Linked DNA regions of Homo sapiens: region 1 is linked to region 2. A link is a loop called in an ENCODE intact Hi-C map of the cell type or tissue named here. Cell type or tissue: adrenal gland. All regions are shown on one strand. Each heading gives the region's core, and the rest is flanking DNA. Links, peaks and the distances in the headings are about the cores only. Region 1 overlaps PFKFB3 (6-phosphofructo-2-kinase/fructose-2,6-biphosphatase 3). Region 2 has its middle 34 kb from the start of LINC02656.

Region 1 (15,030 bases), core at 4,455-12,454, 160 kb before region 2:
CCCCACCTCACTTCCACCAGGCGTTTTTCATCGAGTCGGTGTGCGACGACCCTACAGTTGTGGCCTCCAATATCATGGTAAGACAGCCGGGAGCCCCGTGCTTCTGCGGCAGCGTAGACCACAAGGGCATTTGCAGTCTGAGGAAGTGGGGGACCGGGTCCGGCTCGGAAGCGCAGCTGAGCCCTTAGGATGAGCAGCCCCCAGCTGGCTGTTGATTGGGAGGTCAGACCTACAGAGCGGTTTTTAACCCAGAGGCCTGTCCTGTGAGGGACTAGCTCCATCCAGGGCAGTGGGCAGGCTTGGATGGGACGTAGGAAATAATTCAGGGAGATAGGATTAGTTTCTGTTGGTGGCAGGAGCCTGACAGCTAGTGGTGATGGAGCTGCTGGGGCAGAGGGCCGCTCACTGCCCCTAATGGGACAGGTGGCAGCAAGTGGATCACTTGCTACAGCTCCAGGAGGTAAGAATGCTTGGGCATTGGCAAAAGTCCATAGGGCTCAGCAGCCTCCTGAGTTTGGGAGGTAAGACTCTCCTCCTGCTGATGCATCTCGTGAACCTGCCACAAACCCTCCTGTCTGTGCTGTGCAGGGGAGCTTGCCCAGATAAATTGAGGGCACTTGGCATCATAACTTGATGAATTTCTCCAGTGTTACCACTTGATAGCAATATATATAAACAGGAATGGTTACTATGGAGACTTACTACAAGCTGCCACCCTGTGTTGGAGATAATTTCCTCTTCAGCTTAAACATATCAGAATATGACAATTCTATAAAGAAAAGCAGTTCTGAAAACTTAACACTGGGACGCTGTGGTGCTGGCATCTTTGCACCTTTAGAGGGGATGCTAAGCATGTGTTAGCCCCGGTATCTTCCCCAAGGTGGTGGAAGTATTTCTAGATATCTTTAGGAAATGAATTCCTGTTTCAGGAAGGGCTATTTGAATTGTGAAAAGTCAGTTTAGATTTGTCCAGTGGGAGCAGGAGGCTCAGAGTATGAGGGTTTGCCACCTTTCTTTGGCTGGGCACTCGTTGTTCCCCTTGGTAGACAGCAGGGTGCAGCTGTGAAGTCATTTTTCCCAGTGAGTGGTCACCAATGTGCTTAGCAAGGAGTTTAGCATTTGTCTGGTTGTCCACTAGCAGATAATCATTTGCCCCAACCCACCATGTTCAGAAATCTCTTTCTGATGAAATCTCAAAGCAGCTTGGTAGAGCCAGGCATTTGTGAACTTAGATTTTTTTTTTAAATTGTGGTAAAATATACATAATGTAAAATTTACCATCTTAATCATTTTTATTATTTATTTATTTATTTATTTATTTATTTATTTATTGAAACGGACTCTCCTTCTGTTGCCCAGGCTGGAATGCAGTGACACGGTCTTGGCTCACTGCAACCTCTGCCTCCCGGGTTCAAGCGATTCTCCTGCCTCAGCCTCCCGAATAGCTGGGATTACAGGTGTGCGCCACCACGCCCAGCTAATTTTTTTTGTATTTTTAGAGGAGACGGGGGTTTCACTGTGTTGGCCAGGCTGGTCTCAAACTCCTGACCTCAAGTGATCTGCTTGCCTTGGCCTCCCAAAGTGCTGGGATTACAGGCGTGAGCCACTGCATCCGGCCATTTTAGCTATTTTTTAAGTGTGCAGTACAGCAGCAAATTATATTCCCATTGTTGGGCAACCGCCACACTCTATCCGCAGGACTTTCTCATCTTCCCCGGCTGAAACTGTGCCAGGACACAGGCACAGCTCCCGACTGACTCGATCTTTGAAGAGTGGCTGCCTCTCAGTGACGGCAGTGGTTGATGAGAAAAAGAGCCCAGGCATTCAGAAATGCTGAGTTTCCCTAAAATCCACCTGGTTTCTGGGGCCTGTGCCACTGTGGGTGTTGGTAGACCTGTGTTGTTGCCTAGGAGAGCGAGCCCTGCAAAGGAGCCGGCACAGCCCTAGTTGGAGAAGCAGTTAACCACGGACTGGTCACACTGGGGCTGCCTCAGGCAGTGGGGGGTGGAGGAGAAACCACACAAGGCCAGAGGCATCTCTGGGAACTCCTGAGCATACCTTAGAACCAGCAGCCTCCTCCCGGCACGGGGAGCATTGCGGATCCTCACGTGGAGCTCGGTTGAGTTCAGCGCCAGGCTGTCTGGCGGTGACTCGGGCACGGGACAGATCCTGACTTGCTGGAGCATTCAGAGGTGTTCATTATGGAATCCCTGTGGGTTTCCTGTCTCTGTCCTTCCGGCTTCAGTTCTCCATCTCCCCAGGGAATCCTCCCCATGTAACATCAGGCTGTGACTCAGCCCCCAGCATCTTTCTCCCTTTCTCTTACACGCTGGGCCGGATAATCTTTATACTGAGCCTTCTGTGCGCTCCCCTTTTGAAAGCCCCAAATCCTGCTTAATCTCAGCAGAAAGCCTTCCAGCGTGATTTATCAGCCACCCCTTTGTGGTGTTGCAGGAAGTTAAAATCTCCAGCCCGGATTACAAAGACTGCAACTCGGCAGAAGCCATGGACGACTTCATGAAGAGGATCAGTTGCTATGAAGCCAGCTACCAGCCCCTCGACCCCGACAAATGCGACAGGTGATTCCCGTGGCTGGCCGTCTCTGCAAGACCCACATGAGGGTTCTTACTGAATTCTTGATGTTCCCACAAAGGATTTGCTCCTGGATACCTTTAAAAAAATTTTTTTAAGACAGTTTTTTTTGTAGAGATGAGGTCTCGCTATGTTGCCCGGGCTGGTCTTGAGCTCCTGGCCTCAGGTGATCCACATACAGCCGCTGGATACCTTTATCAACTCTCTTTGAAAATATCTTTTAAAAACAATCCTTGATGACAAATCATATTCAGTGGGAATATTTTGAACACTGTGTAGAAGTACAGGAAGTCAACATAGAGTTGAGCCTGATTTTGCTACTGTCCCTCCGATAGTTCCTTTCTTTTTTCTTTCCTTTCTTTCCATTTATTTATTTATTTATTTACTTACTTACTTGCTTGCCTGCTTGCTTAGAGACAGGGTCTCCCTTTGTCTCCCAGGCTAGAGTGCAGTGGCATGATCATAGCTCACTGCAGGTTCAAACTTCTGGGCTCAAGTAATCCTACCGCCTCAGCCTCATGAGTAACTGGGACTACAGGTGTGGGTGTCCACGCCCAGCTAATTTTTTTTTTCTTTAGTAGAGATGAGGTCTTGCTATGTTGCCCAGGCTGGTCTTGAACTTCTAGACTCAAGCAATCCTCTTGCCTCGGCCTCCCAAAGTGCTGGGATTACAGGCATGAGCCACTGCACAGGCCCCTTTCTTTTTTTCTCCATTTTCTTTCTTTTTTCTCCCCCTTTTCTGGGAGGCAGGCCAGCCTCACAGCCAGACACCAGCTGTGGGAGTTGTCTTACGCATATGCTCTGCCCCTTAGAAGGATTCAGTCTGTGCCCTGGAGGGGCCTACGGTCCCGCCTTGCTGTTCTCTGGGGATCACATCTTCGGAGACGGGCCAGGTGCATCCTGCTGTGGGTGGTGGCCTGAGCTGTGGTTCTCGGTGGGGTCTCTCTGCAGGGACTTGTCGCTGATCAAGGTGATTGACGTGGGCCGGAGGTTCCTGGTGAACCGGGTGCAGGACCACATCCAGAGCCGCATCGTGTACTACCTGATGAACATCCACGTGCAGCCGCGTACCATCTACCTGTGCCGGCACGGCGAGAACGAGCACAACCTCCAGGGCCGCATCGGGGGCGACTCAGGCCTGTCCAGCCGGGGCAAGAAGGTGCGGGGTGTGCTGCCGCATGGGCCGTTCTGGCTGTAGGGCGGTTGCAGGGTCTATAGGGTGGGTGGGGAGCTGTGTGCTGCTGCTGCTGCTGCTGCTGCTGCTTGGTGTGCTTGCTGTGTGTGTTATCTGTGTGTGCGCCTGCACGTCTCTATGCATATCTGTGTGCATCTCTGTATGGCTCTGTGTGTGTGTGTGTCTACGCCTATCCATGTGGCTTTGTGTGTGTGTGTCTTTGTGTTACTTTGTATGTGTTTGTATGTGTGTCTCTGGTGTGTGTATCTCTGTGCATGTGTGTGATGTGTGCGCGGTTGTGCACTAGGAAGGGAAGGGGCAGGAAGAGCTGAGCCTGGTCTCTGGGTAGGGTGTGTGCGGCTGTGGCTGTCCCAGTGGCCTGGGGCCCCCACGGTGTAACCAGGTAGTGCACAGCCCTACGTGGGCTGCCTGCTCCAGCCCTGGCTCTTGGAGGAGCTGCGGGCATCTGGAATCAGTGGTCCCCCTCCACCACCTCTCAGTTTGCCAGTGCTCTGAGCAAGTTCGTGGAGGAGCAGAACCTGAAGGACCTGCGCGTGTGGACCAGCCAGCTGAAGAGCACCATCCAGACGGCCGAGGCGCTGCGGCTGCCCTACGAGCAGTGGAAGGCGCTCAATGAGATCGACGCGGTGAGTCCTGGGAGGCGGGCAGGCAGCCTCACCCTCGGGCATGGGGCGGCTTCCCAAGAGGCCCTAGACACCCCTGTGGTTTGTTCCCCTGAGTGACCACTGGGTCCCCGCAGGGCGTCTGTGAGGAGCTGACCTACGAGGAGATCAGGGACACCTACCCTGAGGAGTATGCGCTGCGGGAGCAGGACAAGTACTATTACCGCTACCCCACCGGGGAGGTGAGCGCAGGCTGGGGCGGGCTGACGGTCCCCAGCACACATGACCACTGCTGTGCAGGGCTGGGCCACCCCTCCAGGGAGTTCACTTCCGTGTGGGTTCTGGGGGCTCCTACACCCTCCACCTTGGAACTGAGTCCCCCCAAACTGAACCTTCTAACAGCCTGGGGTGAAGTGCATTTTCCCATAAGCAGAAGTGAGATGTGTTTCCCTAGGGACATAGAACTATATGGGAGAGGAGGAAGGTGGTGTGTGAAGGTCCACTGGGCAGGGTGGTGGGCAGGCTGGCAGGAGGGGTGGCTCTATATCCCCTGGGCAGCGTCTGTGCTTCCCCGTGCACGGTGCCCGGGTGGCTGTGGCTGAGGACGCTGTTGCCTCCTCTGCCGATGGGATCCTCCTGGGCCTGGTGTGTCCTCCCTGCCCGTGCCCTGCTGAGCAGTGTCGTGCCTCAGGCCCCTGCAGGCCCACTGTCCTCTGGCCTCAGACTAAGCCTTACACACCGGGGCCCTGGTTAGCACAGCAGAGAGCCCACAGGAGCAGGAGCTTTTCTGGTCTTTTTCTAAAGTCACAGCCCTCCTGCTTCTTTTTACATTTTTAAATTGATAGAAAATACACATAACCTAAAATTGACCACTTTCATCACGTTAAAGTTATGATTTAGTGCATGTTAGTGTACTCACAGTGCTGTGCAGCCATCACCACAAATTCCAGGCCTTTCCCTCACTGCACAAAGAAACCCAGACCTGTTAGGAGCCGCTCCCGCCTGCCCGGCCCAGCCCCGGCACCGGCCCGTCTGCTTCCTGCATCTGGATCTGCCTATTCTGGGCATTCCATGTCAGTGGAGTCAGATGCCACACGTGCCTTTTGCGCCCAGTTCTTTCACACAGCATTGAGTTTTCCAGGTTCCCCCGTGTGGGAGCGGAGTGGGGAGGGCTTCACTCTTTTTGTGGCTGAGCAATAGTCCACGTTAAACCCTGCTCCTTCTCAACCACTGCTGATGATGGATGATTGATTTTGCGTGGCTCTCTGGCCGGTCTGATGCAGTCTGTGGCCAGCGGCAGAGCCCCTCCCGAGTGCCCTGAGCTCACGTGGGCCCGGCCCTCTGTGCTCAGTCCTACCAGGACCTGGTCCAGCGCTTGGAGCCAGTGATCATGGAGCTGGAGCGGCAGGAGAATGTGCTGGTCATCTGCCACCAGGCCGTCCTGCGCTGCCTGCTTGCCTACTTCCTGGATAAGAGTGCAGGTACCTCGGGCAGGTCGTGGCCCCGGGATGGAGGGAGGAGGGGACTGGCACTCGGCGGGGGGTCAGCCGCAGACCTGCCGTGGCCTGCCCTGTGTTGGCTGCTGTGCCATGGGGTGTTAGGAGAAGGGCACAGGTGTCGGCTCCCGGCTGCTTCAGGTCCTCTCTGTCCAGCGCTTCCTTGAAGCCCTTGGGAAATGCTGTGGAGCCCAGGTTGATGCCGGGGACTTCATTGCTTCATAAACAGCTCCCTGAGACCCGCCCCTGGCTCCACACATCCCAGGGTCTTGGCTTGGGGTGGGGGCTGCACTTCTCTTCAGTGCCCTCTAAGGAACAAACAGCCCGGAAAACTCTGACAATCCCATTGAAATGTTAAGTCTTAGCATGTCCAGTCCAGTGCAGCTGAATCCCTAGACAGACCTAAATTGTTTGGGAGTGACTTTTTCCCAACTCTAAGTCACCGTGAGGGCGAGTCTTTTGGTTTGGTTTGATGGCACTCTTTGGGCTAAAGTCTTCTTCTGGGGCCAGCTGCTGCCCGGGACAGCTTGTGGCTGGGGACAGATGCCCCTGCCCGACAGGGCTTCCGAGGGTCCTTGTTGGGGGGACCGTAAAGGTCTTTCCATGCCTCCCCCACCCTCATGTCTCATTTCTTTTTTTTGAGACAAAGTTTTGCTCTTCTTGCGCAGGCTGCAGTGCAATGCATGCACTCACTGCAACCTCCACCTCCCAGGTTCAAGCGATTCTCCTGCCTCAGCCTCCTGAGTAGCTGGGATTATACGCATGTGCTACCACACCCTGGCTAATTTTGTATTTTTAGTAGAGATGGGGTTTTGCCATGTTGGTCAGGCTGGTCTTGAACTCCTGACCTCAGGTGATCCACCTGCCTCGGCCTCCCAAAGTGCTGGGATTACAGGCGTGAGCCACCACGCCTGGCCGTGTCTCATTTCTAACTGTGGGTGTACAATTTCAATTTCAGAGGAGATGCCCTACCTGAAATGCCCTCTTCACACCGTCCTGAAACTGACGCCTGTCGCTTATGGTGAGTAGCAACCCCTGCCAAGCCCTGTCCCCCTGAAGGTGGCCACAGTAGCTTCTTGTGGCCGTGGGCTGTAAGCGGTGCTGTCCCTTTAACAGCAGCTTCCTCTGCCCCCATCCCACGCCCTCCAGGCTGCCGTGTGGAATCCATCTACCTGAACGTGGAGTCCGTCTGCACACACCGGGAGAGGTCAGAGGTGAGTGGAGGCCCCAAGCCTCATCCTGGCCATCATCACACGATAGCCCTAGTGGGTGATGGGCGCTCAGGAGGCCCCGGGGCCGCTTGCCTGCAGGTGCTGGCCTGTCTGGGGCCATGGGCCTGCTGGCTGCCTTCCTCAGCACCTCTTTGTTCCTGCCTGTCTGTTCTGTGGCTTCTGGGGCCTTCTCATTTTCTTTCTTCCTGTGTCCTCTTCCTCCCATTTCTGCTGAGCTCGAGATATGAATATTAGTGAGGAAGATACATTCTCTCTTTTTTTTTATTTGAGACAGGGTCTCAGTCTGTTCCCCAGGCTGGAGTGCGGTGGCGCAGTCACGGCTCACTGCAGCCTCAACCTCCTGGGTTCAAGTGATCCTCCCGCCTCAGCCTCCCGCGTAGCTGAGACTACAGGTGCGCACCACCATGCCCAGCTAATTTTAATTTATTCATTTTTTTAGATAATGGGGTCTCACTGTGTTGCCCAGGCTGGTCTTGAACTCCTGGGCTCAAGTGATCCTCCTGCCTTAGTCTCCCAAAGTGCTAGGATAAAGGTGTGAGCCGTTGTGCCCAGCGTCTCTTCTCTTTAACATCAGCATGGCACAGTTCTTGTTGCCTTTCCTTTCTGGCAGCTAAAACCAGTGCTTTCAGTTTCCAGAGTTACTGTTTCAAACAGGATCAGCAGGTCAGCGCCGCCATGTGCTTGTGATTAGGCTCAGAACCACCAAGAACACGGTGTTGAGAGACGGGAGGCGTGGAGAGCAGAGGCCTGGGGGGTGGCGGGTGGGGAGGCGCTTCAGGAGACCTCGAGGCCTGGCCGTGCAGCTGCTGTCTACCTTGGGGGGAGGCCTGACATTTGGAGGTGGGCCAGGCTGCCTCTGACTGAGTAGAGTGGGCCTCTGCTCAGGTGGACGCGTGTTGTGAAAGTGAGTTTGAATTCACCGTGTACAGGCTGCCAAAAGTACAACACTGTGCTAGTACTAGTCAGACCTTTCTCTTAGACCGAGCGTGACTTTCTGTCATGGCGTTCCCGAAACAGGTGACTGTCTAGTCCCAGGAAGCTTGGCCTTCGGATTTTGGCATGAAGGGATGAGGTGTCCGCCCCAGTCGCTGGCAGTTGCCTGGCTGGTGGGCTGACCTGAGAGAGGCTGGGGTCCCTTGGCCGCCTTGGTCCCTGTCACCCCCTCCACTTCGGAATGTGGGTCACCGGATGCTGTCCTGCCTTTAGCCATATGACAACAGCCCTGGTCAGGGAGCCACTGCCCCCGCTATGGGATTGGGCCTGAGCCGGTCCTGGAGCTCTTCCCTGCAGGGAATGGGGGCAGGGCCATGATGGAGACAGATCCCGGTTCTGAGGCTGGAGGCCCACACCCCATCACGCTGTCCCTCTCATGGGAGGGCTGTGTCTGGTCCTGGCCGCAGAACCTGCTTCCTGCTGCACATTTTCTGCGCCTTTGGTCTCCAGGCTTGTTTTGCAGCCTCCGTGCCCCATCCTAAGCCAGGGTGCCCTTTGTGTAGTAGAGATGGCTCTTCAGATCCTGCCTCGGGTCAGCGGAAGGGAGTCAGCACAGTTGCCTTCCCCTCCCCAGCCTGTGAGCCTCAGGCCCAGCCTCTCCCTCCTAGATGCCCCTCCTCAGCTCTCAAGAGAGGCTGGAAGCAAAGCTCTTTTCTCCGACCTCACGCTCTGCTGTGATCATCATTCTTTCCCTCCTTGCTTTGCAAGCACCGTGTTTGTCTGTGTGGGGAATCCTTTGGTACCATCCGAGGAAGGGGGCATGGGAGGGAATTGCCCCCATTCTTGCTGCCTGGCAGTCACCGCACACTCAGCAGCCCATGGTCCCTGGCCCGTGGTCCCGGCCACTCCCCTCGGTCAGTCTTTTTGCCTCTCTAAAATCCAGGAGCAGAGAAACTTTTTTGGGGCTAATTTTCCTCCCCTTCTTTGTAACTGTCGCCTTTCTCTCTTTTGTCTTTGTCTTGCTTAGGATGCAAAGAAGGGACCTAACCCGCTCATGAGACGCAATAGTGTCACCCCGCTAGCCAGCCCCGAACCCACCAAAAAGCCTCGCATCAACAGCTTTGAGGAGCATGTGGCCTCCACCTCGGCCGCCCTGCCCAGCTGCCTGCCCCCGGAGGTGCCCACGCAGCTGCCTGGACAAGTCAGTGCACTCCCCTTTCCTTCCTGCCTGGGGGACGCATGCCGGGCGTGATGCCACAGATCTGGGATTGCGTGCGTGTGTGTTTGCAAGAATACGTGCGTGGGTGCGTGTGGGTGCGCGTGCGTATGTTGTAGGTGTCTGTGCACGTGTGTTGTGGGGGCATGTGCACACACTCACGTGTTGAGGGAGAACATAGGAAGCACCCTCCGAAGTTAAGATCCTGGGGGCTTTCCTTGCTGGTGACAACCGTGACTGCGTTCGCCTCCTTTCTGAGGATGGGGTCTTTACAGGGCAGAAGCAGGCAGTGCAGAAGGAAGAGTGAGATGTCCAAGACCCGTTCACGTTCGTGAATGGTTATTTCTAAAACAAAGAAAGTGGCTACTTTCTCACATAAATAACATGGTTATCCCAGCAGGTAGTAAAAAACCTAACAAACAAGGCCAGGCGCGGTGGCTCACGCCTGTAATCCCAGCGCTTTGGGAGGCCGAGGTGGGCGGATCACCTGAGGACAAGAGTTCCAGACCAGCCTGGCCAACATGGCGAAACCCTGTCTTTACTAAAAATACAGAAATTAGCCAGGTGTGGAGGCGGGCGCCTGTAATCCCAGCTTCTCAGGAGGCTGAGGCAGGAGAATTGCTTGAACCCAGGAGGCGGAGGTTGCAGTGAGCCGAGATGGTGCCACTGCACTCCAGCCTGGGTGACAGAGGGAGACTCCGTCTCAAAAAAAAAAAGCAAAAAACCCCAACCCGATTTCACTTATTTCATTAATTTTGAAGGTTACAGGCCTGGAAGATTTTGGTTGTCAGACATTAAGATTTGTTTTCAGAAAACTGTTTGTTTTCAGAAAACTGGTCTTTTCCTTTACAGCCTGGAACCCTTGCAAATATGTGAGATGTAGGAATTTCTGTGCTTAAATTCAGGTACCACCCAAGGGTCTGCCCTACCTCCACCCTCCAGGCCTGCCCCCACAAATCAGCCCAGTGCAGCTTCCGGTCAGGTTTGTTGATGAGCCGGATGCTGGTGCTGGCTCTGAGCATCCTTTTCAGCCTGCCACCTCTTCCCGCCTTTTCCGAGACTTCCTTAGACCTCATGATGTCTGGAATGTGACCTGGGAGATGCTGCAGCCTCCACAGGTCACTTAACCTCTCCAGGCCTCAGTTTTTTCATCCAGGCAATGGGGGAATAATGGCAGTGCAGAAGTCAGATCAGATGAGGGGATTCATGCCCTGCATCAGGCCCAGTGTCGGGCATGTGGTGGGGACGCGTAGACACGGTGAGGTGGCTGTGATTAGCGGAAGCCTGGAGGCCTGGCTTTGGTGGTAGCTCCACACTAACATGAGTGCAGCAATTTAATTGCCCAGGTTCCTTCCCCTCCCAGGCCCTCAGTCTCCTTAGCTTTGCACATGATAGGAGCAGGACTGGGAGAGCTCTCATACATATTCCCTTGCAGGTCTCAGATCTGAGGGTTTTTATGAAAAGCCAGCAGAACTGAAATGGTGTCCCTGTGGCATCCGTTCTGATGGAAATGTGCAGTTGTATTTGGAAGTTCAGAGGCCGCTGCTTTGATGCTTGGGGGGACCAGGCTGGGGAAGGGGGTTGATATCCTGAGCTGCACAGACCTCCGTCGTGGAGGACGCAGTGGCAGGGGCTGCATCCTCCTGTCCGCTTCAGAGCTGCCCCTGGCGTTGGGAGGACAGTCCTTCAGGGTGGCCAGGTTCTTAGGGACGTCTGAAGCTGCTGGCTGGGCCGGCGTGGGGTTTTTCAGGGCTTCGTCCCTGCAGATTGCGCCCTGCCTCCTGACTGACTTCTCTCTCTGCTTCTCCTCCGCAGCCTTTGCTAGGGCAAGCCTGTCTGTAAGTATCTCTCCGATCATCGCTGCTGCTTGCACTGCTTTCTTCCTGCTTGCTCATTTGGCCTCCTGCCTGTTAAAATATTGAGGATGAGAGCAGTTTTGTGATGTGAGGTCTTCCGTGGGGGAAGGAGGAGATGGGCGTAGGAGTAGGGAGGAGAGATTCCTGAATGTTTTTGGAAAAGCGTGCAGGCGGTCATGGTGGCTGCACTACTGTTGGGTGTGTTCCGACACCGCCGCACGACCGCTGGCTTCTCCCCTACCCTCTCAGGGCTGCAGGTCGTGGTGTGTAATGGCCGTGGTTTAGGGCTCGGCATAAATCCACATTTCCTTATCAGAATCAGATCTTGGTGGCGAGCTGCATCTGTGCCAGGTGCCATTAGCCTTAAAGCCCCCTCCTGCCCCAGGAGTGTCCTTTGTTTTGGAAGGAAAACTTACTCAGAGCCTAATCTGTAAACCAAACCTATGGGGAATAGTGGGAGTGTGGTGGGGCCTGAGCTCTGAGCCTCTCCCTCCCCATGAGGACCCCCCACACCCCAAAAGAGCTCCGAGTGGAGACCCTTGGGGATCCGTTTGTCCTGGGTTGGAGCCTGCTCAGCGTCATAGTCACGCCCGGGGCTGGGTGCAGCCTCCATCTCTAACCCATGTGGTCACTTCTGCTCCTCCCAGAGCTCTCTGCAGAGTTTCAGGTTCAGCCTTAGCTCTGGCAGCCACTGGGTAGCTGGGGCTGTGTTCCCACTGCTCTGGGATCCCTTCCCCACCAGGAGCAGAGGCCTTCCTGCCACAGAACTTTAATGACAGCCACATGAAGTGTCATCCCCTTGCCCCCCCAAAAACACACCCGCCCCTTTATTTCCTGTTTGCTCCTTAAGTTACCTTAACTACTTTATGCAGAAACTGGAAAGGTGTGATGAGGAATGCAGCCTGAGATGCTGAAAAGAATGACTGGCTTTGGAAATGGGAGAGGTTTGGCATGGCGCTCAGATTTTGGTGGCAAAGGGGTGAAGGGCCAGAGGATGTACCAGTGTCCTCCATGTCCACGTTCCTTAAGACCACCCTGGGAGGTCGGCAGGGCAGTCAGTCCCCCGTTTAATGGTTGAGGGGCTGAGTGACCGGCCCGTGCTTCCAGCAGGTGAGCCGCAGAGCCGGGGCCTGAAAGGCCCCTTGCTTCAGAAAGCCGGCCGCCTCCTCTCTGCGGCTTCTGGGAGTGGGCTGGGTGCCCGTTCCCTGCTGCTGTCCTGAGGCCCCTGCCCTGTGACCCGCAAGGCATGGGCAGCTGTTGGACCCTCGTGTACCCCCACAGCCACCCCCTTGCAGCTGCTTCCCACAGCCAGGCTTTGCTTACCTAAGGTGGGCCTGCCCTTAACTTCCAGCTTCTTGGGGCGCACCCTCCATCCTCAGGGCCAGTGTCTGTGATGCGCGGGGCCAGCGTGCAGTGCTTCAGGATCTGGGCTTCTCCTTGTGTGAAACTTTTTGGACTTGGAGCCTGAAGGTTTTACATCTGTGCATGTCCTGATCCTTTAGACCAGCAGTCCCCGACCTTTTTGGTACCAGGGACCCGTTTCGTGGAAGAGAATTTTCCCCACCATGGCAGGGTAGGGGATGGTTTGGGGATAAAACTGTTCTGCCTCAGATCGTCTGGCATTAGATTCTCTGAAGGGAACGCACAGCCTAGATCCCTCGTGTGTGCTCCTCCGAGTCAGGTGGTAATGTTGGCCCACCCACCACCCACCTCCTGCTGTGTGGCCCGCCTCTCAGTGGGCTATGGACTGGGTACTGGTCCACAGCCCAGGGGTTAGGGACCCCTGCGTTAGACACGTGGCCTCATGTTGCCAGGAAAGAAATCTTTCTACTGGGAGGAGCCATTCGGGGATAGTCCCCCACCCGCTAAAGCTGATCTTACCTATCTCCAAGATGAACATAATAGTGCGTTTGCTAGAATCCCTCCTGTTCAGCAAAAATACATCCGATGGACCCATCACACCTGACTCAGGTTGGAATTTCACTCTGGAGTCCCATTGTCCCGTCCATCCTGGGTGCGTGACCCCACATCTAGGATTGTAGCCACATCTGATTCTAGGAGTCCACCTGGGCTCTGTGACCAGAATTTATGATGAAAGTCAGACCAAGCCAGGCCTGCATCTTGGTTCTACTCCTCCTGGCCTCTATCCTTGGCACTCTGGGCAAGTTAAAGCAATTCTAGGACCTCAGCTTCCTCATCTGTAATATGGAGATAATAACTTCATAAAGTTGTCATAATGAGACTATAGATACAGCACTTAGCACAATATCTGGCCCCTAGGAAGTGCGTGGGGGATGACGGCTGCTGTTGTTATCAGGGAGGAACTTGGTGCCCTGGGCCTGTGGAGACTTCTGGGCTTGCTGGCATTGGGTCAGCCTTTGGATACCCTCCTGTAACCTGAGGGATTTCTTCTCTGGGGCAGCAGGAACACCCAGACTTGGGGAGGGGAAATCCCTGGGGTCTCAAGGCCATGGCCTGAAGTCTTTTTTTTTTTTTGAGATGGAATTCTGCTCTTGTTGCCCAGGCTGGAGTGCAGTGGCGCGATCTTGGCTCACTGCAACCTCCTTCTCCCGGGTTCAAGCGATTCTCCTGCCTCAACCTCCCGAGTAGCTGGGATTACAGGCGCCCGCCACCATGCCCGGCTAATGTTTGTATTTTTAGTAGAGATGGGGTTTCACCATGTTGGCCAGGCTCGTCTCAAACTCCTGACCTCAGGTGATCCACCCGCCTTGGCCTCCCAAAGTGCTGGGATTACAGATGTGAGCCACCACGCCCAGCCTAGAGTCTTCACCCCTGTGATCTTGGTTTCCCAGTAAGATGGGGACGAACAACTGTCCGGACCTGGTGCTCTGGGGTGCCTTCCTGGGGGCTGTGCCGGCTGCTTGGGATCGAGAGATCACCTGGCATTTGTGATGCAACCTTCATTTTTAAAATTTCAAATGCACACTAGAAAATCCTACTAAAGATTTTCTTTTTTTTTTTCCTTTTCCAACCTGTTTCTTCCTCTCCCCCACTCTGCTTGAAAGACGAACTGTCTGTCACATTTTCTCAAAGTTTTCTCCTTACTAACTGTGGAAGGTAAATGCCTGGGTGCATGTCCCTCTGTCCCGCACCGCGTCACGGCATCTGGGTCTGTGTGCAGACTGGCCATCGTGCAATGCGGGGCTCATCTGTCTCCATGCCGAGGTTGTTAAGTGCAACACCATTGTCGTGAGGTCCTTTCTAGTCTGTCTCTCACCCCCCACGTGTCCTGAGCTGGGGCCCCTGGGTGAAGGACGTGGACATCACCCGGTCTTGCAGGCTCTCCACTGTTATTGTTGCATCGCCATCACCTGTGGGTGCCGGAAGCTGTGGGCTGGTGGTGTTGAGGACAGGTTGGAGCCAGCAGATGCGGAGGGAAATGTCAGCCCTGCTCTGTGATCCCACAGCCCGGCTGGGGCTCTCCCTAGATATGAGGACCCAGGGCTCTCTGAAGAGAATTGCCCCCTCCCAGTGGGCACCCATCACTTCCATCATCCTTCGGCGGGCACCCATCAACCCCCGCAGGCAGCCGTCATCCCCTGGCAGGCACCTATCACCTCCTGGTGGGCACTCATCACCTCCCGGTGGGCACCCATCACCTCCTGGCGGGCACCCATCACCTCTCGGCGGGCACCCATCACCTCCCGGTGGGCACCCATCACCTGGGTTCCTGAGTCTGGCCCACGCCTGGGCGATAGCTCTGATGCTGCCCAGCCCCGTGACTTTCCTCCCTGTGGATGGCTCCAGCCTTGGACCCCCAGTTCTGTGTGGGGTGGGCATGGGCCACGGTGGCCCTGTGTGCCTGGGCTCTCTCCCACCCTCTTTAGAGCAGTCCAGGTGGAGACACTCAGGACTGGAGAGAATAGTTTTAAACATTGTGTGTTTTC
Region 2 (17,022 bases), core at 4,767-12,766:
ATTCGGGTGGGAGTGACCCGATTTTCCAGGTGCGTCCGTCACCCCTTTCTTTGACTCGGAAAGGGAACTCCCTGACCCCTTGCGCTTCCCAGGTGAGGCAATGCCTCGCCCTGCTTCGGCTCGCGCACGGTGCGCACACACACTGGCCTGCGCCCACTGTCTGGCACTCCCTAGTGAGATGAACCCGGTACCTCAGATGGAAATGCAGAAATCACCCGTCTTCTGCGTCGCTCACGCTGGGAGCTGTAGACCGGAGCTGTTCCTATTCGGCCATCTTGGCTCCTCCCCCCAGCAAATCATTTTCCTGAAAGAGACTTCTTCAGGAGATAGATTCTCTTGTTATTGTACTGTCTCAGTTATCTATTGCTGTAAAATAAATCGTCCCAAAGCTTAGTGGCTTAAAAACAACTCTTTATTACCTAACACAAGTCTATAGCTGGCTGTGTTTAGCTGGTATATTCTTCTGCTCCACGTGGGCTCACCTGCACTGGAACATCCAGGAAGGCTGACTCACATGGCTGCACAGTAGCTGTCAGCCAAGAACCTCACCGTTGTGTCAAATGTCTTAGTTCTCATCCACAGTGCATCTCTGGGGGCTTCTCACAGTGTATTCACTGGGTCCCTCCAGGGAGTGTTCTAAGAGACAGAAGCCTCAGATCTCTTAAAGCCCAACCGTGTGGGTGACACAGCATCAATGGCTGCCATAGTCTACTGATCAAAAGTAGTCACAGGCCAACCCAGATTTAAGGGGATGGGAGACAGACCCTATCTCTGAGTGGAAGAAGTGGTAACACTGCATGGCCGTTTTTAACCAGCCACAGTTCTTGATGACAATTTCCTAATGGAAAAGATCTTTCTTCTACAGGACTCTAGAATAGCGTTTCTCAGGTGTTAATGTGCAAAGAATCATCCCGTGATCCTGTTAAAATGTAGGTTCTGATTCAGTAGGTCTGGGGTGAGGCTTGAGAACCTGCGTTTCTAACAAGCTCCCAGGGATGCAGCAGGCACCTGCAGAGCTGTTAAAACAGATTCCTCCCACTCCTTTCCTCTGCTCTAGAAAAATCCTCCAAATCCTGAAAACATCTGGAGAGAAGCAGAAGGAGATGGTAGAAGCTGAGGCCCCACAGTGGAGCAACTTTGATTTCCATTGATTTTACGAAGACACTACCACAAAGAAATGGCAAAATCAATGTTGGCCATTTATGCAGATAAAATATAACTGTCAGGTGGAAAATAAAACCTAGGCAAACACTAAGTGTATCCCCTGAACCATCTTAAATGTGGTTTGTGTACTCATGTGGTTGAGTCCTCATGGATGAACTGCAACCTAGCTTAACAGTCAGAAAAGATGGAAAACAGTCAGAAAAAAATGGAAAAAGTGTACACCTGACATTGGCAAACTTTTAACAGTGAGCCTTATGGTCTTCACCAATTTCAGGTGCTCCATTCCCCAACCCTACCCCACTTCTTCAAGTCAGTTCAGTAAATAGTTACTGATCCCTTATTCAGCAGAAAGCACTGTATCGGATACTGTAGGTGCAGAGAGAAGACAGCCCAGCATTCTTTCCCTACAGAACATTATACTTTGGTAGGGAGACAAGTGACATACATAAGCCTCCATCAGTTCATTAAGTGTTTATTATTGCAACGAAACACATATGACTTTTGGGGAATTTGATGATGGACAGGATCAGGGAATGGGAGTTGTGAAAGTTCTTAATTTATTTATATATTTATTTATTTATTTAGAGACAGGGTCTTGCCCTGTGCCCAGGCTGGAGTGCAGTGGTGTGATCATAGCTCACTGCAGCCTCGACTTCCCAGGCTCAAGCAATCTTCCCACTTCTGCCTCCTGAGTAGCTGGGCCTACAAGCATGTGCCACCACACCCAGCTAATTTTTAAATGTTCTGTAGAGTTGGAGTCTTGCTATTTTGCCCAGCTGCCCTTCTGGGCTCAAGTGATCCTCTTGCCTTGGGCTCCCAAAGTACTGGCATTAGAGGCATGAGTCACTGCACCTGGCCAAATGTTTTTTTTTTAATTGATGCATAATAGATGTATGTAGTTTTGGGGTACATGTGACAATTTAATACATTCATATAATTTGTAAAGATCAAATCAGTGTACTTGAGATATCCATCACCTTAGATATTTGTCTTTTATGTTAGAAACATTTGAATTCTTCTCTTCTATTTTGAAACACACAACAGATTATTGTAAACTGTGTCACCCTACCGACCTATCTAACACTAGGTCTCGTTTCTCTTAACAAACTGTATATTTGTACCCATTAATCATCTTTTCTTCACCCGCTTTTCCCCCTACCCTTCCTTAGCTGGGTAACCACCAATCTACTTTGTATCTTCATGAGATCTCCTTTATAGCTCTCACTTATGAATGAAAACATGCAGTATTTGAAGAGTCACGTTAGAAGAGGTTTAGAGGCTGTGTAGGAGTTCTCCAGGAGAAGGTGGAGGATGGAAGAAGGGAATTACAGTAGGCAGAGAAAACCTGAGTGAGAAAGTAAAAGCCTGGGTCAGGAGGACAATGAATGGCCCAGGAGGGTAGGCCCCGTGCTGGGGCTGGTGGGAGATGTGTGCGGAAACTGCAGGGCTTTGCCTGCCAGGCTAAGGAGTTTTCCTTTCATCTGGAAGATGATGGGAGAACTATCAAAGGGGTCAGAGAAAGGATGCTGACAGTCTCCTCTGCCCCACTGAGTTAAGCAGCCTAGTTTGTTCTGCTCATGCTGATAGCCAGCTTGCTCCCCCTCTCGCAGCTCCTCTCCCACTGCTGCCCCCATCCATCTACTGAAGACCTCGGGTATTAGTCCATTCTCACACTGCCATAAAGATACTACCTGAGACTTGGTAATTTATAAACAAAAGAGGTTTAATTGACTCACAGTTCTATATAGCTAGGGAGGCCTTAGGAAACTTACAATCACGGCCGAAGGTGAAGGGGAAGCAAGGCATGTCTTACATGGTGGCGGGAGAGAGAGAGAGAGTGAAGGGGGAACTGCCACTTTTAAACTATCAGCTCTTATGAAAACTGACTCACTATTACTAGAACAGCATGGGGGAAACCATCCCCATGATCCAATCTCCTCCTACCATGTCTCTCCCTCAATACCAGGGGATTAAAATTCGAGATAAGATTTGGGTGGAACAAAGAGCCAAACCATATCACCTTGCTAGTCTTTAGATACCAATTGGGCTTCCCCAGGCAGCTCAGCAACTGTAGTGCTTTCCTCCTCTGAATCCATAGAGGTTTTTTTAAATTTTTTTTTATTTTATTTTTTTAATTTGAAACTTCTATGGCTTTACTTATGTTATTCTTTCTGGGTTTTTTTTTGTTCCTCTTTTGCTGCCTGGTAGAAGGCTACTCAACTTGAAATGTGCCACCAAGATGCCATCTCTTATGTAAAGCCTTATCCCACCACCTAAAAGCAGAAAAATGTGCTCTCTGCTACAGCAATTCAATCACTCTAATGTTACAGACAGATGTGTGCTGGTAAAAAACCACCATCTCAAAAAAGAAATGAAGAAAAAGCCAACAAAACCCAACCCAAACCAACACCACCAAAATCCTGATTTGTGGTGTTTGCCAATTTCTGTAGTATAAATACTCCCACCATGGCTGCTTTCAAGCTACCAACTTGAGATTTCTGAACTTGCAGCTGGGAAGAGATATGTAATGTCAGTTCTCAAGAGTTGATTCAGGCCAGGCATGGTGCTACACACCTGTATTTCCAGCTACTTGGGAGGCTGAGGTGGGAGAATCACTTGAGCCTGAGAGTAAGCCATGATTGCACAACTGCATTCCATCCTGGGGAAAAAAAAGAGTTGGTACAAGCTGGCTCTAGCACATCACTGGACTTTATAGACCTGGCCTCACTGTGGTTCATTGTTCACATAGACTACAAGTATTTAGGAGAGAGAGACAGTGGGCCTGTCTTATTCATCTTTGTTGACTAGTGCATGTTCCAGTCTGGCATACAGCAAACACTCAATGTATATTTCTTCCCCAGGTATTTATTATTTGAATGAGTGGGTGGTTACCATGTGTATTAGTCCATTTTCATGCTGCTTATAAAGACGTACCTGTGACTGGGAAGAAAAAGGTTCAATGGACTTATAGTTCCACATGGCTGGGGAGTCCTCACAATCATGGCAGAAGGCAAGGAGGAGCAAGTCACATCTTACAAGGATGGCAGCAGGCAAAGAGAGAGAGCTTGTGCAGGGAAACTCCTCTTTATAAAACTATCAGATCTCATGAGACTTATTCACTATCATGAGAACAGCACAAGAAAGATCTGCCCCTGTGACTCAATTATCTCCCACCAGGCCCCTCTCACAACATGTGAGAATTCAAGATGAGATTTGGGTGGGGACACAGCCAAACCATATCATTCTGCCACTGGCCCCCTGCAAATTTCATGTCCTCACATTTCAAAACCAATCTTGCCTTCCCAGCAGTCCCCCAAAGCCTTAACTCATGTCAGCATTAACTCAAAAGTCCACAGTTGAAAATTTCATCTGAGACAAGGCAAGTCCTTCTGCATATGAGCCTGTAAAATCAAAAGCAAGTTAGTAACTTCCTAGATACAAAGGAGGTACAGGCATTGGGTAAATACAGCCATTCAAAATGGGAGAAATTGGCCTAAACAAAGGGGCTACAGGCCCCATGCAAGTCTGAAACCCAGCGGGGTAGTCAATTCTTAAAACTCTAAAATGATCTCCTTTGACTCCATGTCTCACATCCAGGTCATGTTGATGCAAAAGGTGGGCTTCCATGGTCTTAGGCAGCTCCATCTCCATAGCTTTGCAGAGTACAGCCTCCCTCCTGGCTGCTTTCATGTGCTGGTGTTGAGTGTCTGTGGCTTTTCAAGGCACATGGTGCAAGCTGTTGGTGGATCTACCATTCTGGGGTCTGGAGGACAGTGGCCTTCTCACAGCTCCACTAGGCAGTGCCCCAGTAGGGACTCTGTGTGGAGACTCTGACCCCACATTTCCCTTCTGCACTGCCCTAGCAGAGGTTTTCAATGAGGGCCCCACCCCTGCAGCAAACTTCTGCTTGGGCATCCAGGCATTTCCATACATCCTCTGAAATCTAGGTAGAGTCGACTTAATTCTTGACTTCTGTGCACCTGCAGGCTCAACACCACGTGGAAGCTGCCAAGGCTTGGGGCTTCCACCCTCTGAAACAACAGCCTGAGCTGTACCTTGGCCCCTTTTAGTTATGGGTGGAGTGGCTGGGACTCAGGGCACCAAGTTCCTAGACTGCGCACAGCAGAGAGACCCTGGGCCTAGCCCACGAAACCATTTTTTCCTCCTAAACCTCCAGGCCTGTGATGGGAGGGGCTGCCGCAAAGGTCTCTGACATGCCCTGGAGACATTTTCCCCATTGTCCTGGTGATTAACATTCAGATCTTCATTACTAATGCAAATTTCTGCAGCCAGCTTTAATTTCTCCTCAGAGAATGGGATTTTTGTTTCTATCACATTGTCAGCCTGAAAATTTTACAAACTTTAATGATCTGTTTCCCTTTTAAAATTGAATGCCTTTAACAGCATCCAAGTCACCTCTTGAATGCTTTGCTGCCTAGAAATAGAAATCTTCCACCAGATACCCTAAATCATCTCTCTCAAGTTCAAAGTTCCACAAATCTCTAGGGCTGGGGCAAAATGCTGTCAGTCTCTTTGCTAAAACGTAACAAGAGTTACCTTTGTTCCAATTCCCAACAAGTTCCTCATCTCCATCTGAGACCACCTCAGCCTGGATTTCACTGTCCATATCATTATCAGCATTTTGGTAAAAGCCATTCAGCAAGTCTCTAGGAAGTTCCAAACTGTCCCACATTTTTCTGTCTTCCTCTGAGTCCTCCAAACTGTTCCAACCTCTGCCTGTTACCCAGTTCCACATTTTTGTGTATCTTTTCAGCAGTGCCCCACTCTACTGGTACCAATTTACTGCATTAGTCTGTTTTCATGCTACTGATAAAGCCATATCTGAGACTGGGGAAAAAAAAGAGGTTTAATGGACTTATAGTTCCACATGGCTGGAGAGGCCTCACAATCGTGGCAGAAGGCAAGGAGGAGCAAGTCACATCTTACATGGATGGTGGCAGGCAAACAGAGAGAGATTGTGCAGGAACATGCCTCTTTATAAAACCATCAGATCTCATGAGACTAATTCACCATCACAAGAACAGCACGGGAAAGACCCGCCCCCATAACTCAGTTACCTCCCACCAGGTCCCTCCCACAACACGTGGGAATTCAAGATGAGATTTGGGTGGGGACACAGCCAAACCATATCACCATGTCTCTCCATGGACTGACTTGATGGACAATTCTTTGGAGGTGGATAACTGTGATTGTCCTGTAAACCATAAAGCAGAGAGGGCACCCCAAGGAAAGCCATGTTACCCAAGTAGATGCTGGACAAGTGTTAAATACATAGCTGCCTTCATTGTGGAAACAGGGGCAGGGATCTGAGGACTTCTATATCAAGACCTTTCCACTCCTCCACTAGTTTACTTCTCTGGGTCTACTGTCGACATTCATCTAAAATGCAACTCCAACAGAAATTGTGGGACAGGGATGTCCCATTCACCTGGAGAAAGGCTATACAAGGCAATACAATGGCCATTGCAGCAAAAAAATCAGGTGTCTAGAAACATATTAAGCCAGAATTAAGCTGTAGCTCTCTGCATAGTTTATGAGACACTTCTCTGAAGTGCAGCTGAAAATGATGGGTGTGTGTGTGTTTTAAATCTGAAGGCCCTCGGGAATGGCATGTACACAAATGTCAGTGTTTGTGGGCATGAAAGGGAAGGAAACCAGACATGGGGCTGGCGGAGAAGACTTAACAGCTGCAGCTGGCATGCTTTTGCTTTGTCTTTGATTCTTTCGATTCCTGTTTGGCTTTGGTCCCATGTTTTGGGCTGTGACTAAGCTTTCGTGTCTTTGGGGGCTAAGTAGACATCAAAACAAGAAACGCCACTCACTGTGCAAATGGATTTGCCCGAAATGCTGCTGAAGAAGACAGGTTGGCATCGGGCTGGTGCTTTTCTGCTTCTACTTAAATAGGAGAGGATTTGGTCAAACTTGGTCCTTGGGACAAGGAGCTGTTTTGGACAAACGGTTTACGGAAGGTGAGGCTGGGTATTTTAAGAAGGGAGGTGAGAAGTGAGAGACCTGGAATCTGGTCCTTGTAATCGGTCATCTTGCAACATGGACTTGACTGTTGTGGAAATGGTCTACACCTCAGTTTCCTTTTTACCACAAGCTCTTCCCTCCATCTCTGTCGACACATTTCCCTCCTCTTGCTCCAGCCTCTGCTTATTTCAGGGGCTCAGTTTTCTCAAGATGGCCCCATGAAACTTCCTTGCCACAGAATGCTTCTCTGGATGCTATATCAATCGATTACATGTTAGTATGAATTTAGCTAATACACTACCTCCACATGTGACTGTACACTCAAAGTATCCCAGCAGAGGCACTCTCCCAGGTGCAACAAGATGAAACAGTCAGTTTCGGGGTCTCTTATCATGTCCCTATATAAACACAGGTGTGGGAGGGAAATATTTTGAGATGACTGCATGGAACTCTGTATTCCTTTTCCATATAATGAGTATATTATTCTCCAGCGTCTCTCCATTGCTCAAAACCACGAATATCTCCTCTCTTGAAAAAGTGACAGTGTGAGGACTGGGAAGCTGAAATTTTAGCTCAGAAGTCTACAACTAGAACCAAGTTTCTAAAAATGTGCTGTGTTATATAATCCAGGAGGAGGCAATGGAAAAGTACCAGCTGGTGTGGGACTGGAGGCTTTCCTGCCTCTGACTCACTCAGGCAAAAGGTCTTGAATTAAGATGCTTCTCAGAAAATCCAAACAAAACCCATTCATTCTCCAAGGCTTCGCATTCGTTGTGGGAGTCAAAATGTAACCATGGGACTGAGATTGCCTGGGCACATTTGGGAAAGTTCACAAAGTTTGTTCTTGTGTCCCTCGAGGCCAGCTTCCAGGGCCTCCCCACTCCTTTCCAGATGCCCGATGCCATCCTGCCGTATCTATGGCACCACAGACAGCCCTATCGGGAAGATGGCCCAAATGGCTTTCCCCATCAAAACTTGACTTCTCTGTCCTGTGGCCTCAGGCCCTGCTCTGGGTTGTCCTTAACTAAACAGTTAGATGGATCCTTGCTGTGGTGTTAGCTAACTGAATAGAGCACCTTTGAAAAAATAACATAATAGGCTGACCACGGTGGCTCATGCCTGTAATCCTGGCACCTTGGGAGGCTGATGGGGGAGGGTTGCTTGAGTCCAGGAGTTTAAGACTAGCCTAGGTAACATAGCAAGCCGTTGTCTCTACAAAAAATGTAAAAATTAGTCAGGTGTGGTGGTGCCTGCCTGTGGTCCCAGCTACTTGGGAGGCTGAGGTGGGAGGCTTAAGGGGGTTGAGGCTACCTTGAGCTGTGTTTGCACCACTGCACTCCAGCCTGGGTGACAGAGTGAGACCCTGCCTCAAAAACAAAACAAAACAAAAACAAAACATAATGTCTTAACTCAAAAGAGAGCATGGCTACTTGTGCAGTGACAAAAGTGGCTGGCATATCAGGAATGATGACTCTGGCCTAGGAAGATGTTTGGGACCTGTGGAGCCTTTGGATGTGGAGTCCCTCAGATCACACTAGAATCTGGCTGCCTTCTCCACGAAGAGATTTCTGTGTGGAAGGTCCAGGCATCTGTGTTTTGCAGCTCCCCAGAAGGTTTTGAGGCCTGTGGGAAATGATGGGGGACTGCAGCACTTGTATGCTGTGATGTCGGAAGAATAACAGCCAGCGGCTCAGCAGCATTAAGGCTTTGTGGACTGTTCCTAGGCTTTTTCCGTCTCTCCTTTTTTTTTTTTTTTTTTTTTTTTGCCACAGTTGACATCTGTACGCCCCACGTCACGTGAGGTTAGTGTCTGAGCAGGGACTACAAGGAGCCAACAATCCTGACTTCTGGTCTACCTTTCCCCCAAGTACCCACAGCCTCCCTAATATCCAAATCCTCATGTAACTTTATGCAATGAAACATATCAAACTTTACATAGCATTGCCCAGCCTGTGCACGTTGAGGTATTTCAAAGCAAAAAGCATTATAAAGTCTTTGTGAACCTCTCCCCACAAGCATGTAAAGCTTTGGGAACAGGCCAGGAACCACCTGCCTTGGCATACCATAGTGCTGTGACCATTGCAATTATATTTTCCAGATACAATTCTTGGGGCATGCAGTCTGAGAATGCTTTGCCTCTGAATGGAGCACATGGTTTTTGGATAGGGAAATGTTGGCCTACAGATGTATGAAGGCTATGGTGTTGGTGGGGGTGCCGTAATAGGATAACTTGAGTCTGAATGTGTGAAGTGATGTTTCGACTAGAGCTGATTTTGGAAGTGGTTGTAGCTGGCACTGGGAGATGAGGAGGCATGATGAGGGTGAGAATAATTCAATGTGAATTTTCAAGAGTTAGGCTCTTGAACTGTAAGAATGTAAACCTCAGGTCACTTTACTAAGAGGGGTTATATTGGGCCAAATGTCTGCATCTGCCTCCCACATTCATTCACCTGGCCCCACCTGCCTGCCCCCAGGTGCCCTGTATCTGGCTCAGGGCTGAGAACCACAGCAGCCTGGCACCTACTCCCTAGTCCTGGCCTTGTGGTCTCATGTGGTCTGGGCTGCTCCCACCACATCCCGACTCAGGTGAAGTGTGGATCTGAGCGCACAGCTGCAAAGTACAGGGCCTGGGGCCTTGACCAGGAAGTGCAGGTGAGTTCACGTACCTGTACAGGGTGAAGACAGCCTGAAGGAGGTGTGGGCAGGAGGGGGCTTCATGCCCCACACAAGGAGGTTTGACCATTGAGACAGGAGGTGGTGGCAGTTGTGAATTTTTCTCCCTTCCCTGCCCACCTCCCTCCTCCTCCCACTCACACTCACATTGCTCCAGGTATGGTGATGCCTTTGGCCTGCCCCTGAACGTCCCATATACCTGGACAGCCAGCTGTGTCTTCTGAGGCCATGAGCAGCTGGCAGCACATCCCTTGCATCTGCTTTCCCCACTCCCGCTTTGCTTCCTGCCCTCACTCTTGCTGCCCCGGGATTGCACCCATCTCCTCACAAAGCAGGAGCTGCGAAGATTTGCCTCAGGCTTTGTTCTCAAGGGAGGACAGGTCATTAGGGGCTGGTTGTAAAGCTGCACATAGAAAGCTATGCACATGCTTCACCTGGTTTCTTTTGACGTGGTCATAGGAGATTTAAATACCTTGGTTTTCCTTATCATGGAGGTATCTGTTTTTATGTGTTTGCTTTGGCCTCCTTTTCTTCTCAATTCACCAATTTATTTCCATATTTTTAATGCCAAGCCTCATAAGGAGTCCAGTGAATTGTCATATCCAATGAAGGTTGCAGTTGCTGGGCAAATATTTTGTGTTGCGTAAGGTCGATTCATGGGTAGCTGACCAGCTTACTGATGAGCAATCCTTGGATTCATGGCCCTTTCAGGAGCAAGAGCAGCTGGCCCTATGTCTGTAAGTTAGAGTCTGTTGGTGGGCAGGGCCAGCTGGGTATGGCGTGGTCAGTAGAAGTTGCAGCAGGATGAAGAAGGTGAGTTTTCAGCTCCTGTGGACTGGCTATCTGGCTGGCAATGTTTGTCCTGGGCTACTTAGGACTCCCACATAAGTTCCCTCCTGGCTGTCGTCCTGTATGTAGCTCAGCCTCCATTCCCAGGCATCATTTAGGCCCTTGGACAGGGATCAGTAAAGTTGTTCACTAAGCGATGGCTAAGGTGTGCTGTTGTGCAGAAGACAGTATAAACGCAGGTGAGAATTCCATCTGTTCTATTTCTCAGGGGCATAGTAGCAAGTCAAGGGACAGCTTGCACTCTCTGAAGAACTAATCAAGATGTTGTAAGGAAGATGTGACCTGGAGGTCATTTTGGGGAGTTTCGTGGCTGGTGAGTGAGAAGTGATCCCAGAACGAGGAGACAAAACAGAAAAGACAAACTGGAAAAAGTCAAGCATCAGCAGGTTGAACAGGGAAGGATGACACAAAGAGGAAGCGAAGGCCAAGGGAGCTGGTCAGCTCAGAGCCCCGTGGCTGCCTTGGCCCCAGGTTCTCCATGCTCATCAGTGTCAGCCTGGTGCTGGTCTCACAGGGCTTAGTGCTGAGCCAGACAGCCATGGTCCCTCCTGAGGGCTGAAGTGGGGTCTTAGCCCTGGGCCTTCCCCTTCCTCACCCAGCCTCCACTGCTGCTGCGTTGCCCGGGCCTGGGGTAGGAGGTGTGCATGGTGAGGAGGCTCAGGCTGCCTAAACTGAGTGCCTGCCATGTGCCGGCCACTGCTGGATGTGGACACTGCAGAGTCCACTGTGGGGCTCCCTCTCTGCTAAGGAAAATGTAGACAAGACCCGGCAGTGTGGCATGGCCACGTGTGCACGCACATACAGATACACACACACATAGACACATATATACACACAGAAACGTATATACACCCACATACAGGCACATACACAGTTACACATACACATACAGACACACACATACACAGACACACATATAGACATACAGATGCACATATACACACAGACACATTTGCACACACAAACACACACATACACACAGTTACACACACGTACACATATAGACACACACATACACAGACATATACGCATGTGTACTATCCAGACACACACATACACATATGCACACGTACACACATATACATACACACATATACACATACACACGTGTACACATGCAGACACACAGACACATATACACACATACCAACACACACATACACACATGCACACATATATGCACACACATATAGACACACACAGCCACACATACACATACACATAGATACAGACACACATACAGACTCATACGCAAAAAAATACATAGTCACACACACATGCACACATATAAACACACCTACACACACAGACACATACCCAGACATACATATACACACACAAGGGAAAGACAAAAGGGATTAAAGAATTAGGGATTTAGGGAAACAGAAGCTTTGATAGTCTGTATCAAAAATGTTTGGCTGGGCGTGGCGGCTCAAGCCTGTAATCCCAGCACTTTGGGAGGCCAAGGCAGGCAGATCACCAAAGGTCAGGAGTTTGAGTCCAGCCTGGACAACATGGTGAAACCCTGTCTCTACTAAAATTACAAAAATTAGCTGGGCAGGTGTGCACCTGTAATCCCAGCTACTCAGGAGGCTGAGAAAGGAGAATCACTTGAACCTGAGAGGCAGAGGTTGCAGTGAGCTGAGATCACGCCACTGCACTCCAGCCTGGGTGATAGAGCCAGACTCCATCTCAAAAAAAAGAAAAAAAAAAAAAAAAAAGAAAAACAACTCAGGTCTTTTATCTTTGAAAGAAATGAAAAAGCAATTTAGATTGGACAAAAGAATCACATCTGAAATGCGTGAAAGAATCACATCTGGACTAGGTGTGGAAGTCTCTTCTAAGTTTAAATTTTTATCAAAGGTATACATGTCCACATGTAAAGAGTCGCCTAGCTTTACAAGGGTCAGGATAGAAAACAGTGTTTCCTCCCCCTCCCCACTTCTCCTACCCTCCTCGAAGGGTAACCACCTTTACTGTTCTTACTTTTATTGCTACCTCTCCATTTTATGTTTAGTCTTTGACACCCTTCTTTGACTTCCCTCCATGGAAATGAAGGCTTCCCTTTTCCCCCACTACCTTCTCACCATGCACTCACAACTTTCCCATCTCTTATTCCCCCGAGTTTCGGTCAGATTAATTTTTAACATTTACTTTGGGAGGACTATAGGAAGGCCATTCAAAGCTGAGTCATGTAGTCTACTGTGTTGGTTATTGATTTCTGTGTAACAAATTACCCCATAATTTAGCCACTTAAGGCAATAAGCATTTATTATCTCAAGGTTCTGGCCAGGAGACTAGGTGTGGCTTAGCCGGGGTCTCTGGCCCAGGGTCTGTTGCAAGGCTGCTGTGAAGGCTGCTGGCCAGGGCTGCCATGTCCCCAGGATCAGCAGTGGGAGGCTCCCTTTCCAAGCTAACTCATGTAGGGTTTGCAGGTCGTGAGTCCTTGCTGGCTGTTGGCCAGAGATACCACCAACTCCTGACTGCTCAGGTCTTTCCATCAGTAGCCCACAGTGTGGCAGCTGGCTCCCCTCAGAGCTAGAAGAAAAACAAGAAGAGAACAAGATGGAAGCAGGTCTTTTTGCCACCTAATCTCAGAAGTGAGACTCCATCACCTTTACTGTATTCTATTCACTAGACACGACTCATTAGGTCCAACCCACACTTAAGCCTAGAAGGTTTGCATTAGTTATCTATTGAGCATAACAATATTACCAAAAACTTAGCAGCTTAAAACCACACACATTGATTATTTCATGGTTTCTGTGGGTTGTTGAGTTGGGCCATTGCTGAGCTGTGCCTTCTGTTCAGGGTCTCGCAAAGCTGCAGTGAAGGTGTTGGCCACGGCTGTATTCTCATCTGAGGCTTGCCCGGGGAAGAGTCCATGTCCAAGCTCATGCAGGTTGCTGGCAGAATGCAGCTCCCTGTGGTTGTGTGACTGAGCACTTTGGTTTCTTGCTAGCTCCCTGATGGAGGCCTCTCTTGGCTCTGGAGGGTACCCACAGTTGACTGTTATGGGGGGCTCTCCCAAGGTGGCAGCTTGCTTCTTCAAAGTCAGCAGAGGAGAGAGAGCTCCAGCAACCCTTATGTAATGGAATCACATGCGTTCATCATCTTTGTCATATTCCATTGATTAGAAGCATGTCACAGGTTCCACATGTTCTCAAGGGGAGGAGCAATGCAAGAGTGTGAATTTCAGGAGGTGGGGGTTATTGGAGACCATTTTAGAGACTGTCTACCACATACACTGTGATTGCTTTTTCTTTTGAAATGGTTTTAGACACATGAAAAAGTGGCAAAAATAGCACAGAGTCCACATGTGCCCTTCCCTTACTGTTAAATTGTACGTACTTTTCCTTTGTGACACAGCTTTGTGTTTTCTTTGAAGTGAAACCAAGCTTGATATTTCATTTTCTTTGTTTTCTATATACGTGTTGCTAATAAAACTCTCAATTCTTTCATCTAAATCTCTTCTTAAGACATGTAGGGACTTCAGGTGTTCTAGCAATTTCATCTCCCTGAAGAGGTCTCCCCTGGAGCCTTCTGACCTGTTCCGTCTGGGCGAGCTGAACTCCATGCCCTCTGCACAGCTGTCATCTTGGGATTTCTCCTTTTTGCCATCTTGGGGCTCCTCACTGTCTCCTGTTTCTTACTCTTGCTGTTTTCCTCTTTCTTAATTATTCTCTCATTTTGGTGGAGTTTTCTCTCATTTCTTAAGATTGGTGCATGGGCAGTACATTTTTTTCTTTTTGTGTCCTTACATGTTAAAAATGTCTTTATCCTGATACTTCCTTGATGTTTTATCTGGATATACTTGTGTAGGGTGAGAGTGCTTTTCCATCAGGAATTTGAAGACATTGCTCTATTCCCTTTTAGCTTCTAGTGCTGTTATTGAGAGATCTGGTGTCATTCTTATTCCTGACCTTTGAAAATAACATTTTTCCTATCCCATTTGGAAGCCTGTAGGATCTTGTCTATGATCATGGTGTTCTGACATTTTGAGATATTAATTGGCCTGACACTATGTTTTCTTTTATTAAATAATTGGTGATACCTTTTAATCTTTAAATTCATGCCCTTTAATTCTGATGCATTTCTTGGGCTTATTTCACTGATGGTTCTCTCTCATCTATTTTCTCGGTTGTTGCTTTCTGTACTCTTATTACACAGGTATTCAACCCACAGGACAGGTTCTGTAATTTTTCAGTCTTTTCTTTCCTATTATTTCCTCTGTTTATTTTATTTACTCTGTTTTATAGAATATTTCCTCAATTTTATGTTCTAATCCTTCCATTGCTTTTTATGTCTGAAATCATATTTTTAATTTTTAAGAATTTTGTTCTTTGAGTTACGTTTACATAGTACCTGTTCTTGTTTCTTCTTTTGTCTCTCTAAAGCTGTTAGTGATAGCTTCTCTTTAGAAAGTCTTTTTTTTCCCCTTCATGCATAGGCTTGTTTTCTCTAAATTGCCTGCCCCCTTATTTATTTGTATTGGCTTTTATCTTCCTTATTAGAGATTTTCTTCAGTTATCTTGTAATCCGTGATTGTTTCCTAATATTTTAGAGTGGGGAACTGAAACTGCCATTGCAAAATTATGACCAAGACAGTGAAAGAGATCTGACCTGACTGACTCCATCTTGCTTCTAACCTCCAAACTGTCCTCATTCATTCTTGGGCATGGGCTGAACTAACTTTGGGAGGAACTTAGTTTATAGTTTAAAACAAAGATAATAACAGCCTTTTCCCAAAACAAACCTCCTTCTTGTCTAGGATCTAGACTGCCTTTGTAGAACTAAGAAATTAGCCACAGGATTAGAAATTACAGTTTAGGAGTCATGCAGCTGGAGATTACAAGATTCTGACCCCCCCTAAACTGCTCCTAAGATCAGGGCTTGAGATATTTTGCAGACCCTGCACTTGATGGATCAGCTGGCACCACCCAGATCGATAAACTGGCTCATCTGATCCTGTGGCCCCTACCCAGGAACTGACCCAGCGCAAGAGGACAGCTTCAACTCCCTATGATTTCATCTCTGACCTAACCAATCAGCACTCTTGACTCACTAGCCTTCCCTCACCCACCAAATTATCCTTAAAAACTCTGACCCCTGAATGCTCAGGCAGGCTAGTTTGAGTAATAATAAAACTCCAGTCTCCTGCACAGCTGGCTCTGTGTGAACTACTCTTTCTCCATTGCAATTCCCCTGTCTTGGTAAATTAGCTCCATCTAGGCAGTGGGCAAGGTGACCCCCAGTGGGTGGTTACAGGACTATGAGGCAGATAGACCTGTGTGCATGTGAGTGGAGTGTGTTAACTGTGTACTTTAGAGAAGGACTAATTGGCTACACCATTGAGCTTGAGAACTTCCTTGGCTGGGCTGCTCTCTTGTCCTCTCAGCCTGATCATGTCCCACAGAAAACTCAACTGAGAGCTCACCTGGGTTGAAAGCCTGACTCTGCATGCTGGGGAGGGCATCTCAGCATATATACATTTAATCCCTTTCCTTCATCCTTTTAGTGTCCCTCATACCAGAGACCCTCTCTGTTGTACCCTCCTCTGACTATAAACCTACTGTCTTTTGCAAAAGTAGGAAGAACTAGGAGCTTAGTTGCTGAAACGGGGAAGAGGACATGTGGCCCTGTTTCTTAAACAAACTTTCAACAAACTGTCTTTATTTTAGCCCTTCTTTTATTCCCACGTTTATCTAGATGTACAGAATTTCTGAGCTTCTGGGAAAGCCTGCCTCAGTTTGGTCCTAGGATTTCTCTCTACTTCCGGCTTGGTCTTTTTTCTACTCCTTATCTGGTTTCTCTCCTTAAAATGTTGTTACAGTTGTAGATCCTTCCAGCTCCCCTATCTTTGAGGGCTTATGCTAAAAAAAAAGTTATTTTGCTATTGTTTTAGTGCATTTTGTTTTTGAGGAAGAAGTGAAAATAGATGCACATGTTAAATCCACCATCTTTACCTAAAGGTTTTCTAATAGCATTCAATAATCCATCCTTTCCCCCCACGAAATTAAAATATCGCCTTTGGATTCTGTACCTTGTCAATATTATGTTAATTACCTCGTTAACATTATGTTAATTTTATTACAGTGCCTTAAAAGTGTTTTTCATAACTTCTAAAGCAAGTTCCCCTTTTCTCTTTTTTCCAGAAAATTTTGGATTATACTTGGGCATTTATTTCACATAATATAAATGTTAAGATAATATGATTTAATTTTAAGCATAAAGCAAGCAATCAAAACGAAAACAAATCAACAACAAAAACCCCCTAAACCTTATTGAGATATTAGTGAAACGGCTACATTGTCTGAGGTATATACCCTGGGGTTCGTCATC

What was found. A loop is a pair of places that touch in the nucleus more often than their neighbours do. Peaks named below come from ENCODE experiments on the same cell type or tissue, not always from the same donor. Only the 100,000 strongest peaks of a DNase experiment are listed, where the experiment ranks them.
Region 1: a loop joins it to region 2, with 2.1 times the contacts of the local background. A loop is called at or near these places in 4 of 110 quality-filtered maps.

The regions. Positions count from the first base shown.
Region 1 is chr10:6,217,115-6,232,144 of GRCh38, forward strand. It overlaps PFKFB3 (6-phosphofructo-2-kinase/fructose-2,6-biphosphatase 3), which reads left to right. Exons shown (of 15, transcript NM_004566.4): 6 at 21-77; 7 at 2,455-2,579; 8 at 3,544-3,751; 9 at 4,267-4,413; 10 at 4,527-4,631; 11 at 5,741-5,870; 12 at 6,844-6,906; 13 at 7,035-7,099; 14 at 9,078-9,251. Among named protein-coding and RNA genes, the nearest start is that of PFKFB3, 22 kb to the left of the region's middle. RefSeq lists enhancers at 1,490-1,991, 1,992-2,491, 8,354-8,523. In adrenal gland, for the core only: no CTCF peak of the experiment used is centred there; no DNase peak of the experiment used is centred there; H3K27ac peaks cover 611 bases.
Region 2 is chr10:6,375,379-6,392,400 of GRCh38, forward strand. No RefSeq gene overlaps it. Among named protein-coding and RNA genes, the nearest start is that of LINC02656, 34 kb to the left of the region's middle. In adrenal gland, for the core only: no CTCF peak of the experiment used is centred there; no DNase peak of the experiment used is centred there; H3K27ac peaks cover 2,672 bases.